2 separate regions of the Homo sapiens genome follow, and region 2 is linked to region 1. The links are chromatin loops, found by intact Hi-C in ENCODE. Cell type or tissue: heart left ventricle. All regions are shown on one strand. Links, peaks and the distances in the headings refer to the core of each region. The heading gives the core; the rest is flanking DNA. Region 1 overlaps SEPSECS-DT (SEPSECS divergent transcript). Region 2 holds the start of LOC124900685 (a long non-coding RNA gene).

Region 1 (5,383 bases), core at 293-5,292:
TCTTCTGGGTGCCTTCCTGTTGAAACACATTGAATGCACTCTGGCTTCAGAAAGCAAGTCTGCTACTCCCCTATCTAGCACTTCATGAGCACAATGCTTCATTTGCTCAGTCATTCAGTCAAAAAATGATTTAAAAAGGCCTCAATCAGTAGAGCTGTAGGAATTTATTCAGGGGTTGTAGGCAGAGAGACGTGAACAGTGGCCTTTCTACAGAATGAGTATAAATATGTACGCTATTGATGCCTGTGAGAGACCTGGGGGCAGGGACAGATGCAGGGGAAGGCTTCAGCCATGGCTGACCCTTGCCTAGAACTCAAGGCAGCAACAGAGATATGAGAGAGCCGAAACCACCTGTCAGCACTCAATTCTGCACTGGCAGTCCCTGTGATTCATGCACCAGGCCATTAATTCAGTAAGAAGCCGCTCAATGGGCAGATGAACAAAAACAGGAGGCCCTTCTGAGAGTCATAAATTCACTCTCCTAACAGCTTTATATACTTGAAAGTGAAGGGTATTCCAGGAGCATGTGAAAACGACTCAGAGACTCAGTTTCTAACAGAAAACCAGGAAATTCTATTCTACTGCTAACAAATTGAGGACTTACTTTGTCAAGGTGGCTAGGTTGGTACAGAGATGAAAAGCCAGGGCTTAATCTTTCAGGAGTTCAAAAACTGGTAAGAGTTCTCCCATTCTACTTTTTCCTCCTTCACCTCCATATCTAATCCTAAGAACTATTCCCTTAATACCCTTGTATTAGTCCGTTTTCACACTGCTATAAAGAACTTTCCGAGACTGGGTAATTTATAAAGGAAAGAGCTTTAATTGACTCACAGTTTCCTATGGCTGGGGAGGCCTCAGGAAACTTACAATCATGGCAGAAGGGGAAGTAGGCACATCTTACATGGCAACTGGCGAGAGAGGGTGTGTCAGTGCAGGAGAAACTACCATTTATAAAACCATCAGACCTCATGAGAATCCACTCACTATCACAAGCACAGCACGGGGGAAACCCCCCCCCCCCCATAATCCACTCACTACCCACCAGATCTCCCCCTAAACACCCGGGGATTACAATTCAAGATGGGATTTGGGTGAGGACACAAAACCTAACCATATCAACCCTCTCCAGACTCTCTCCTCTTCTTCACCCCTCTGCAGCTGCCAGGCTTTCCTAATGTCTGCATGGATGGTCTCAACACTCCTTACCTGGTTTCTCTCACTACCCCTGCCACATATTCTGTTTCACCATCACACACCGGCAGATTCATGTTTCCAAAAAAGCAATCTGATCCTATCACTCAGTAACTGATATAAAGCCCTTTACTGATGCTCTGTTGTTTTAAGGAGAAAATTCAAACCCCTTACCAAAGCCCTTCCCCTTCATGGCTCTGTTTGCCTATCCGGCCTTTCCTCAATTTAAGTCTCCAGTCCAGACAAAGTGACTCTCTGGCTGGTTCCCAGACATCTCTGCTCCTGCTGCTGCTTCCTCCCACCATGTGTCCCAGTCCCTACTTCTGCTAACTGTGCTTTCAAGATGCAGCCTGGGCGCTATCTCCTCCTCTTCCCACTCTTGGCCCTGAGTGAAGGTTGCCTCCTACGTGTGCTTCCACCACCCCTACCCATTCTCACTTGTCACATGCACCATATTTGACTCCTTGCTCTTCTCTCCTAGGTGACTTTGATTTTTTCAACTGAACTTCAAGAACTAGATCTGATTCATTGTTGACTGCTCAGCATCTAGTAGAGCACCTGGCACCTGCTAGGTACATTATAAGTGTTTGCTGAATGTATTTGAATGAGTGCCTATGCAAGGTCATAATAAATAAGACAAGAATGGCTTATTCAGAGATGACTGTAATGCACATTTATCTCTCCATGGTCCCTGGGTTGCTTCTAATACTGCGCTTGGAAAAGTTGTGATGGATAATTGAATGCCTCATTGTTCTTGAATGATGTATGGGAGTGGTATGATCTTAGAAAAGAGACAAGGTTTGTTATCTTTGGGGAAATCAAAATACACATCTCCAATATAATTCTGTCTCACAAATGATACAAACATTCATGTTCAAAGTAATATACACATCAAAGACCTATAATGTTGTAGGTTGAATACTTTGGTTAAGTACTTGAGTTTAAAACATCATGTTTATCTTATTATTTTTTTAAAATGTTTTTACTTTTCTTTTTTTTAAACAGAGATGGGGTTTCACCATGTTGGCCAGGCTGGTCTTGAACTCCTGGCCTGGGATCTGCCTGCCTTGGCTTCCCAAAGTGCTGGGATTACAGGTGTGAGTCAGTATGCCTGACTGAAACATCATGATTTTATTAAGCGAACTGCCTTGATTTTGAAACAGTTTTACTTATTTGGTGGCTGCAGACATCTTTTGGTATGTGGCTGCCACTCTCTATCTTTGTCTTCACATGACCTTCTCCTCTTCTGCTCTCATAAGGATACGCCATTGGATTTAGGTAATGACCTAGGTAATCCAGAATGATCTCATCTTGTGATACTTAATTACATCCACAAAGACTCTTTTTTCAAATAGAGTCACATTCATAGGCTCTAGAGATTAGGGGTGACCATATTTTTGTGGGGGAGGGGTAGCACAATTCACTCCGTTATCAAAAATACATTTATAAAAGCCATTGGGATGCAATTCCAGGAGTTTTCAATGATCATTTTATCTTACTTATAAATTACTATTTTGAAGTGCTCCAGAGGGGTCTTACTTCCTCAATTTGGAAGGGGCTGCTACTGGATGAGCATTGAGTATTAATACTGCATGGGGACGCCACCTACTGGTTGCTAAGATTCACAACTGGTAGACCTTGGAGGTCACACTGAGAGTAGAATAACATGTATGAGCACAGTTAATAAACTTGATTACATGAAACCACATTTATTATTAGCACATTGAAAATATAGAATGGCTATTCAAATACAGCTCCCTTCCCTCTCTGAGCCTCAGTTTCTTTACCTGCAAAGGTGAAGATTTCCTCACTCATTCCTTCATTTATTAAAACACAATTATTTGGGCATCCATCAGGTGATAGTGGCTGGGGCTGCAATAAGCCTCTTACAGATTATTCCTTTTCATAGGTTTGTTGTATGGATTAAATGTAATAATTCAAATAAAGGGTCTGGTGCAGTAATTATTGTTAACCTTAAATTATATTTGATCCAAATATCTAATTAGAGTGGCCTGCCTTGACACTGGGTCTTACTTGTTGAAGATCTCTAGCTCTATTGTTTTTTCTTTTTTAAAAAACTAAAAACAAATTTTTTTTAGAGACGAAGGCTCACTATATTGCCTAGGCTGTACTTGAACTCCTGGGCACAAGGGATCTTCCTGTCTCAGACTCCCAAGCAGCTGAGACTATAGGTTTCAGCTTTTTCTTTTCTTTTTTTTTTTTTTTGAATACTTGTTAGCTCTTACTCTCTTCTCTTCCCTCTGGCCTGCAGAAGTTACACAGCACCTCATCTAGTTCAGTTAACTCTTTGGATGTGAACCAATTATCGAGTACCATGAATTTCAAAGCAAAAGGAGAGAATGGGTCTGGTAATAACCTTTCCTTTTCCTCCTTCCACCCCATTCTAAATTCCCCTTAGTTAGTGCCATCTAGAAGAGGCCCTTCAATCTGTCAACACTATTTAATATCTTTTACACATTGGATAATATACTAAATGTTGAATATACAAAAACAATGAACTCTAGTCCTTGAGGCGAAGGTCTTCCAAATGCAAGTCCTAAAAATGGACCAGGCAGAACTCAGTGTCTCCAAGAGTGCAAGAAGGATGTTTTTCATTGAATGGTTGAAGCAGTGTTTGGAGAAACACAGATCTCATGATTTTTATAAATTCAAATGCAACACAGAGTCACATGGGCATAGAATTTTCCTGGATGTCTGAATAATCTGCCAACCAGCTTTTTGCCTCCTTCTGTGTTTTTACTTCACCTGGATATCTCCTAACATCCTGAGACGGAAATGTTTCTAAGCTATAAAGAATGTCTTGGAATGTCTTTTTCAAAAGTACATTTTTCAACATTCAAGGAATTTCAAGAAATGTACTATTTGCCTAAGGGTAGATGATTTAAAAGGTCTCTTTTGTGATGCCTTCAAATAAGTTGGTGATTGGAAAGCTGATACATGAGTAGAAGGCATTATTATTCTACATTGATGTTTCAGAGGAGGAAGGCAGTTAGGGGAATATTTTCCTCCCTAACATTTTATCCCTGCTGAAATAAGTCAAAATGCCCAATGTTCTTTGTATTCAAAGGTGACACAGGTACCAGCATGACTGTCAGCTGCTGTCAATCCTTGGCTTTTGGAAGCAATGTCACGGCGCTTTAACTTGCTTTTCAGTTTGCTCAGCATGTCTTTGAAGCATCACCTTTACTCATCTCTTCCAAGGCTCACTGTTAACCACATTGCACTATTTCAGCAGGAAATCAGCTAAATACTTAAAAGCTAGTGGGCCAGCCTCCTTCTTGTTGTGATATAAGCCTGTTTTTCAAAGAGCAGTCCTCAGAGAGACAGCGTCAACATGCCCTGGGTGCATGTGACACTGCAGATTCCTGGACCTTGTCCCCAGACCAACAGATTCAGAAACTCTGGGAAAAGATCAGGAAATGTGCATTTTAAACAAATGCCCCTGGTGATTCCTCTGCAATGATGGTTAAGACCTTTGAGTTGAGGGCTTTTGCAGTCACCAACTATAGTTTTGTTGAGCCTGTGTATTCATTTACACATGGGGACATCAACAGTCTGCAGAAGCCAGTTCCCAGAAATACACCTGAGTATCTGCACAAAAGGGAGGTCTGTTCACATGATTCAAATCTTCCCAGAAGACTCTCTGATCCTTACATATATTATGGCTTATATTTGGAAAATGTCCCGCTTGCAATCAAGTATACCTTTCTAAATGGCTACGTAGATCCTGAATAAAGAGAACACATCAAATTCAAAACGCTAACATATGTTGAAAGAAGAGGAGCTTGAGTAGTGAGAATAGAATTCTAACCTTCAACAGAAAGGGGGAGAATATCCTTAGGTTGGCTGATACACAGGCAAGAACTATTTCTGGTATATGTTGAGAAAATAAAAATAAGTACAACATGTTGAGCATCCTTTTTAAACAGGCAGACGCCCAGCCATGCCCAGGGCAGGTTACACTTCCTTTTCTGGCTGCCTAGATACAGTGCCACTGGCTCAGGGCTCCATTTCCATCTGCATTGATTCTACAACCACAGATAGCACTTCTGCCCGGTAATTAAAATTTTTTTTTTTTTTCTGAGACAGGGTCTTGCTCTGTCACCCAGGCTGGGGTGCAGTGGCGCGATGTCGGCCCACTGCAACCTCCATCTCCTAGGTTCAAGTGATT
Region 2 (5,383 bases), core at 325-5,324, 110 kb before region 1:
AGAACATCATGTTAACTGAAATATGTCAGGCACAAAAAGACAAATACAGCATAATACCACTATATGTGGAATGTAAAAAAATAATTGATCTCATAAAAATGAAGAGAAAAACAGTAGTTAGCAGTGGCTGCGGGTGGGAGGATTGGGGAGATGTTGGTCAAAGGACACAAAATTTCAGTTAGATGGAATAAGTTCAAAAGATCTACTGCACATCTTGTAACTGCAGTTTATATACTATCTTGTTTGGTTTTTGTTTGTTTGTTTCTTTTATTCTGTTTTGAAACAGGGTCTTGCTCTGTCACCCAGGCTGGAGTACGGTGGTGTGATCCTAGCCCACTGCAGCCCCGACCTCCTTGACTCAAGTGATCCTCCCACCTCAGCCTCCTGAGTAGCTGGGACTGTAGGCATGTGCCACTGCGCGCAGCTAACTTTTGTATTTTAAAAAATGTTTTGGAGACGAGGTTTCACCATGTTCCCCAGGCTGGTCTCAAACTCCTGGGCTCAAGCTATCTGCCCATCTGGACTCTTAAAGTGCTAGAATTACAGGTACAAGCCACTACACCCAGCAATACTGTATTGTATCCTTGAAAATTGCTCAGCCAGGCACAGTGGCTCACACCTATGATCCCAGCACTTTGGGAGGCTGGGGTGGGAGGATTACTTGAAGCCAGCAGTTCAAGACCAGTCTGAACAACATAGCAATATCCCATCTTTATTTCTAAAAAGTTAAAAATTAGCTGGGCATGGTGACGTGCACCTGTAGTCGCAGGTACCCAGGAGGCTGAAGTAAAAGTATCCCTTGATCCCAGAAGGTCAAGTTTGTAGTGAACCAGGATCTCACCACTGCACTCCAGCCTGGGCTACAGAGTGAGACCCTGTCTTTGAAAAAAAAAAAAAGAAAAGATGAAAAAGAATATTGCTAAGGGAGTAGATATTAAGTGTTCTCACCAGATACACACACACACACACACACACACACACACACACAAAAGTGAGCTAATGCATATGGTAAAAGCTTAGTGGCTGGGCGCGGTGGCTTATGCCTGTAATCCCAGCACTTTGGGAGGCCAAGGCGGGTGGATCACCTGAGGTCAGGACCAGCCTGACCAATATGCCAAAACCCCATCTCTACTAAAAACACAAAAATTAGCCGGGTGTGGTGGTGCGCACCTGTAATCCCAGCTACTCAGGAGGCTGAAGCAGGAGAATTGTTTGAACCCAGGAGGCAGAGGTTGCAGTGAGCCAAGATCACGCCACTGTACTCTAGCCTGGGCTACAGAGCAAGACTCCATCTCAATAAATAAATAAATAAATAAATAAAACATTTAGCCATTTCACAACATGTACATATACCAAAACATCATATTGTACACCATAAGTATATACAATTTTAACTTGTCAATTAAAAAGAGAAAATCAAAACACCATCATCATTTAAAAAGAGCTGAATAAAAACTCATTGGTGAAGCTGGGACAAGAATTAAGTTTTCAAAGAAGTGCAGGAAAGATCTAACAGTACTACACGGACAAGAATATTTTATGATTGTGAACAGAGTTCCTGCTGCCACAGCTCTCTGGATCCTTTGGGACTTCTTCTCTACCATGATGAATTATTCAATCAAAATTAAAGATCTCTTATCTAACTCCTGATGTAAAGGCGATATTAAGTTTATAGCACCATCAATGAAATACTTTGCCAGAAATATTTAACCTGTACCTATTTAAGCTTTTAGATATCACTTCCAGTTTATAGACTATAGATTACAGGATCAAGTTGAACATCAAGAGGAGATACTTATACAAATCCAGAACCAAGAATATTCCAAATGTTAATGTCAGAGGAAAGCAAAGGAACTGTTCTAGATTAAAAGATAAAACAAGGCCGGGCCCGGTGGCTCATGCCTGTAATCTCAGCACTTTGGAAGGCTGAGGTGGGTGGATCATTTGAGTTCAGGAGTTCGAGACCAGCCTGGCCAACATGGTGAAACCCTATCTCTACTAAAAACACAAAAAAAATTAGCCGGACCTGGTGGCACGTGCCTGTAATCCCAGCTATTCGGCAGGCTGAGGCATGAGAATCGCTTGAACCCAGGAGGCTTGAACCTGGGAGATAGAGGTTGCAGTGAGCTGAGATCACGCCACTGCTCTCCAGCTTCAGCGACAGAGCGAGACTCCATCTCAAAAATAAGAAAAAAAGAAAAAGATAAAATAAAATGCAATGTATAAAACTTCATTGGATCCCAACACACACACACACACACACACAAAAATCTAGCTGTAAAATATATATTTGGTGAATAATTGAAGAAATTTTAATATGGTCTATATAGTGGAGTGGGAATTTTTTGTTAATTTTCTTTTTTTTTTTCTGCTTTTTTTTTTAGACGGAGTCTTGCTCTGTCGCCAGGCTGGAGTGCAGTGGCAGGATCTCTGCTCACTGCAACCTCCGCCTCCCAGGTTCAAGCGATTCTCCTGCCTCAACCTCCAGGGTAGCTGGGACTATAGGCCAGTGCCACCATGCCCAGCTAATTTTTGTATTTTTAGTAGAGACGAGGTTTCACCATGTTGGCCAGGATGGTCTCAATCTCTTGACCTCGTGATCCACCTGCCTCAGCCTTCTGAAGTGCTGGGATTACAGGCGTGAGCCACTGCGTCCAGCGTGTTAATTTTCTTAGTAGAGATGATGTTGTAGTAAGTGGAGAATGACATTCTCTTTCTCTTCCAACATGGCCTTTCCATGAGACTAATTTGGACTTCCTCATAGCACAGTGGGCTCTAGGTAACTAGACTTCACACATGGCTGCTGACTTCCCAGGGTGACAATGGAGGCTCCGTGGTTTCTTAAAGGGTAAGGTTAAAGCAAGCTGCAAGGCCAGCCCAAGTAGAAGGGGAGTGGAGGTAGATCCCACTTCATGATGAATGGAACAACTCATGCTTACAAAAAGGGAAGGAATTGATAGTGGCCATCTTTGGAGACTATCCACTCCCCAGCCCCAAGGACCTGATTAAACATATCAAGAGGTGGAATGAAAGCTTTGCCCTCCACAATACATGAGAAATCCAGACACTGAAAATATGTTTCTATTATAAATAAGAAAAATGTAGAGAGTTCACATTAAAAACAGTCAACAAGCATTTGGTGTATAGAACATTTAAGTTCTTTTCCTTGTATGCAAGGAATTTATCATCTAAGAAGCAAAGGTAGAAATATGCAGGTATAAAACATGTAAGAGCAAGGATTAGGATATTATTCCCTAGAAAATATCTGACTTTAGAGCTATTACCATTTTCAGCTTCCTCTCCCTCACTTTGAACAGTATTTGAAGAGTGAATCCCAGAAATGAAGCTGTATTTTATTGATTTTTGCTCTCCTACCAATGTTTTGAGAATCCGGCACACAATGAGCACCCAATGTTTGTTGAATTCAATGAGTGAATTGTATCTATCATACAAACTGTTATCCATTCAGGACTGAGAATTTTAGGAAATACACAAGGGCTGCAGCAAATTAATATATCTGTCATAATTGAGAAATGAGCTGTTCTGGTTCACAACTCTGTAGAATAGAACCATGAGCCTGGTCATAAGAAAGAACTTGATCTCAGTAGTCAAAATAGGTACTGCAGATCCAGGTTGAAAAGTTCCTACACTTAAGTAAAAGCTTCTCACACTCACTTTAGGAAGGGTTTATAGGTGGGTTGAAGACTCAATAGTTTCAAGATCCTTATCCTATCTCAATCTTCCACTGGGGATATGACTAAGAAGGGGTACTGGCTAATGCATACATAGGTGCTTACAACCTTTATATAATACTTTGGGTGGTGTTATGGCTGAATCATGTCCTCCCCAAATTCATATTTTGAAGCCCTAATCCCCAGTGTGACAGTAATTGGAGATAGGGCCTTTAAAATTAAAGGAGGTCATAAGGGTGGAGCCCTAATTCAATATGACTGGGGTCCTTATAAGAAGAGAAAGAGACAGCAGGGATGTGCATGCAGAGAAAAGACCCCCTGAGGATACGTACAGACGGCAGCTGTCTCCAAGTCCAATTCTACCAACACCTTGATCTTGGACTTCCAGCCTCCAGAACCATGAGAAAATAAATTTCTGTTGTTTAAGCCATGCAGGCTGTGGTATTTTGTTATGGCAGTCCTCACAACCTAATAAAGGTGGCAAACAAAACATTCAGGTAAATGTACTCTCTCATATTATACAAGCTTTTTTAAACAGTAAAATAATTGAAACTTGGAAAATAACAGAATATAAAAACATTTACCTACCACTCAGATTTTAACAAATGTGGACATCTTGTCATATTTGCTTCAGATATTTTTTTAACTTTAAGAAATAAATTTGTTTTTGTTTTTTTTTGAGATGGAGTCTCGCTCTGTTGCCCAGGCTGGAGTGCAGTGGTGCAATCTTGGCTCATTGCCATCTCCACCTCCCAGTTCAAGTGATTCTCCTGTCTTAGCATCCCGAGTATCTGGGATTACAGGCATATGCCACCACACCTGGCCAATTTTTGTATTTTAAGTAGAAACAGGTTTTCACCATGTTGACCAAGCTGGACATTTGTGGGTTTTTTGTTTTGTTTTGTTTTGTTTTTGAGAAGGGGACTTCCTGTGTCACCCAGGCTGGAGTTCAGTGGCACAATTACAGCTCACTGAAACCTCTGCCTCTGCCTCCCAGGCTCAGACGATTCTCCCATATCAGCCTCCTGAGTAGCTCAGGCCACAGGTGCATGCCACCATGCCCAGCTAATTTTTTGTATTTTTGGTAGAAACGGGGTTTCATCATGTTGTCCAGGCTGGTCTTGAACTCCTGGGCTCAAGAGATCTGCCCGCCTCCCTCCCAAAGTGCTGGGATTACAGGCATGAGCCACTGCATATAGCCCAGAAATAAAATTTTATGCTTTTATACTTAAAACTTTATATTTTGGTACCCTTTGGGTCTGCTTCCATACTGTCCTAGCCCAGAGGTAACCACAATTCTGAAGAAGGAGACCATTCCTGTCCACATATTCATATACTTACATATATGCCTATGTCAAAAAGCAACATATAGTACTGCTTTGTATTTACAAAAAGGATACGGTTAAATACTTGTGCAAATTTTTCCTTCAACACTGTGTTGAGGTTTATGTACACAATTTGATACATGTAGCTATAGTTCATTTATTTTCACTGTTCTATAGTCTTCCATAGTATGAGCATACCACAATTTACTTATCCATTTTCCTGCTGTCAGATCTTTAGGTTGTTCTCAATTTTTCAGTGTTATAAACACCACAGCATTGAACAACCTTGCATATGTCTGCTTGCATGCATTAGTACCACAAGGTATTTGCACCTTCAGTTTTACCAGATAATTGCTCTCCAGAATG

The links. Peaks named below come from ENCODE experiments on the same cell type or tissue, not always from the same donor. Only the 100,000 strongest peaks of a DNase experiment are listed, where the experiment ranks them.
Region 2: it touches region 1 in a loop (2.1-fold over the local background); 2 of 110 quality-filtered maps call a loop at or near these places.

What each region holds. Positions count from the first base shown.
Region 1 is chr4:25,178,127-25,183,509 of GRCh38, reverse strand. All of the region lies in intron 1 of SEPSECS-DT (SEPSECS divergent transcript), which reads right to left. Among named protein-coding and RNA genes, the nearest start is that of SEPSECS-DT, 20 kb to the right of the region's middle. RefSeq lists an enhancer at 2,675-2,744. In heart left ventricle, for the core only: a CTCF peak has its summit at 2,805 (motif pointing left); no DNase peak of the experiment used is centred there.
Region 2 is chr4:25,292,276-25,297,658 of GRCh38, reverse strand. LOC124900685 (a long non-coding RNA gene) reads right to left here and starts at 4,379. Exons shown (of 2, transcript XR_007058088.1): 1 at 4,025-4,379. In heart left ventricle, for the core only: no CTCF peak of the experiment used is centred there; no DNase peak of the experiment used is centred there.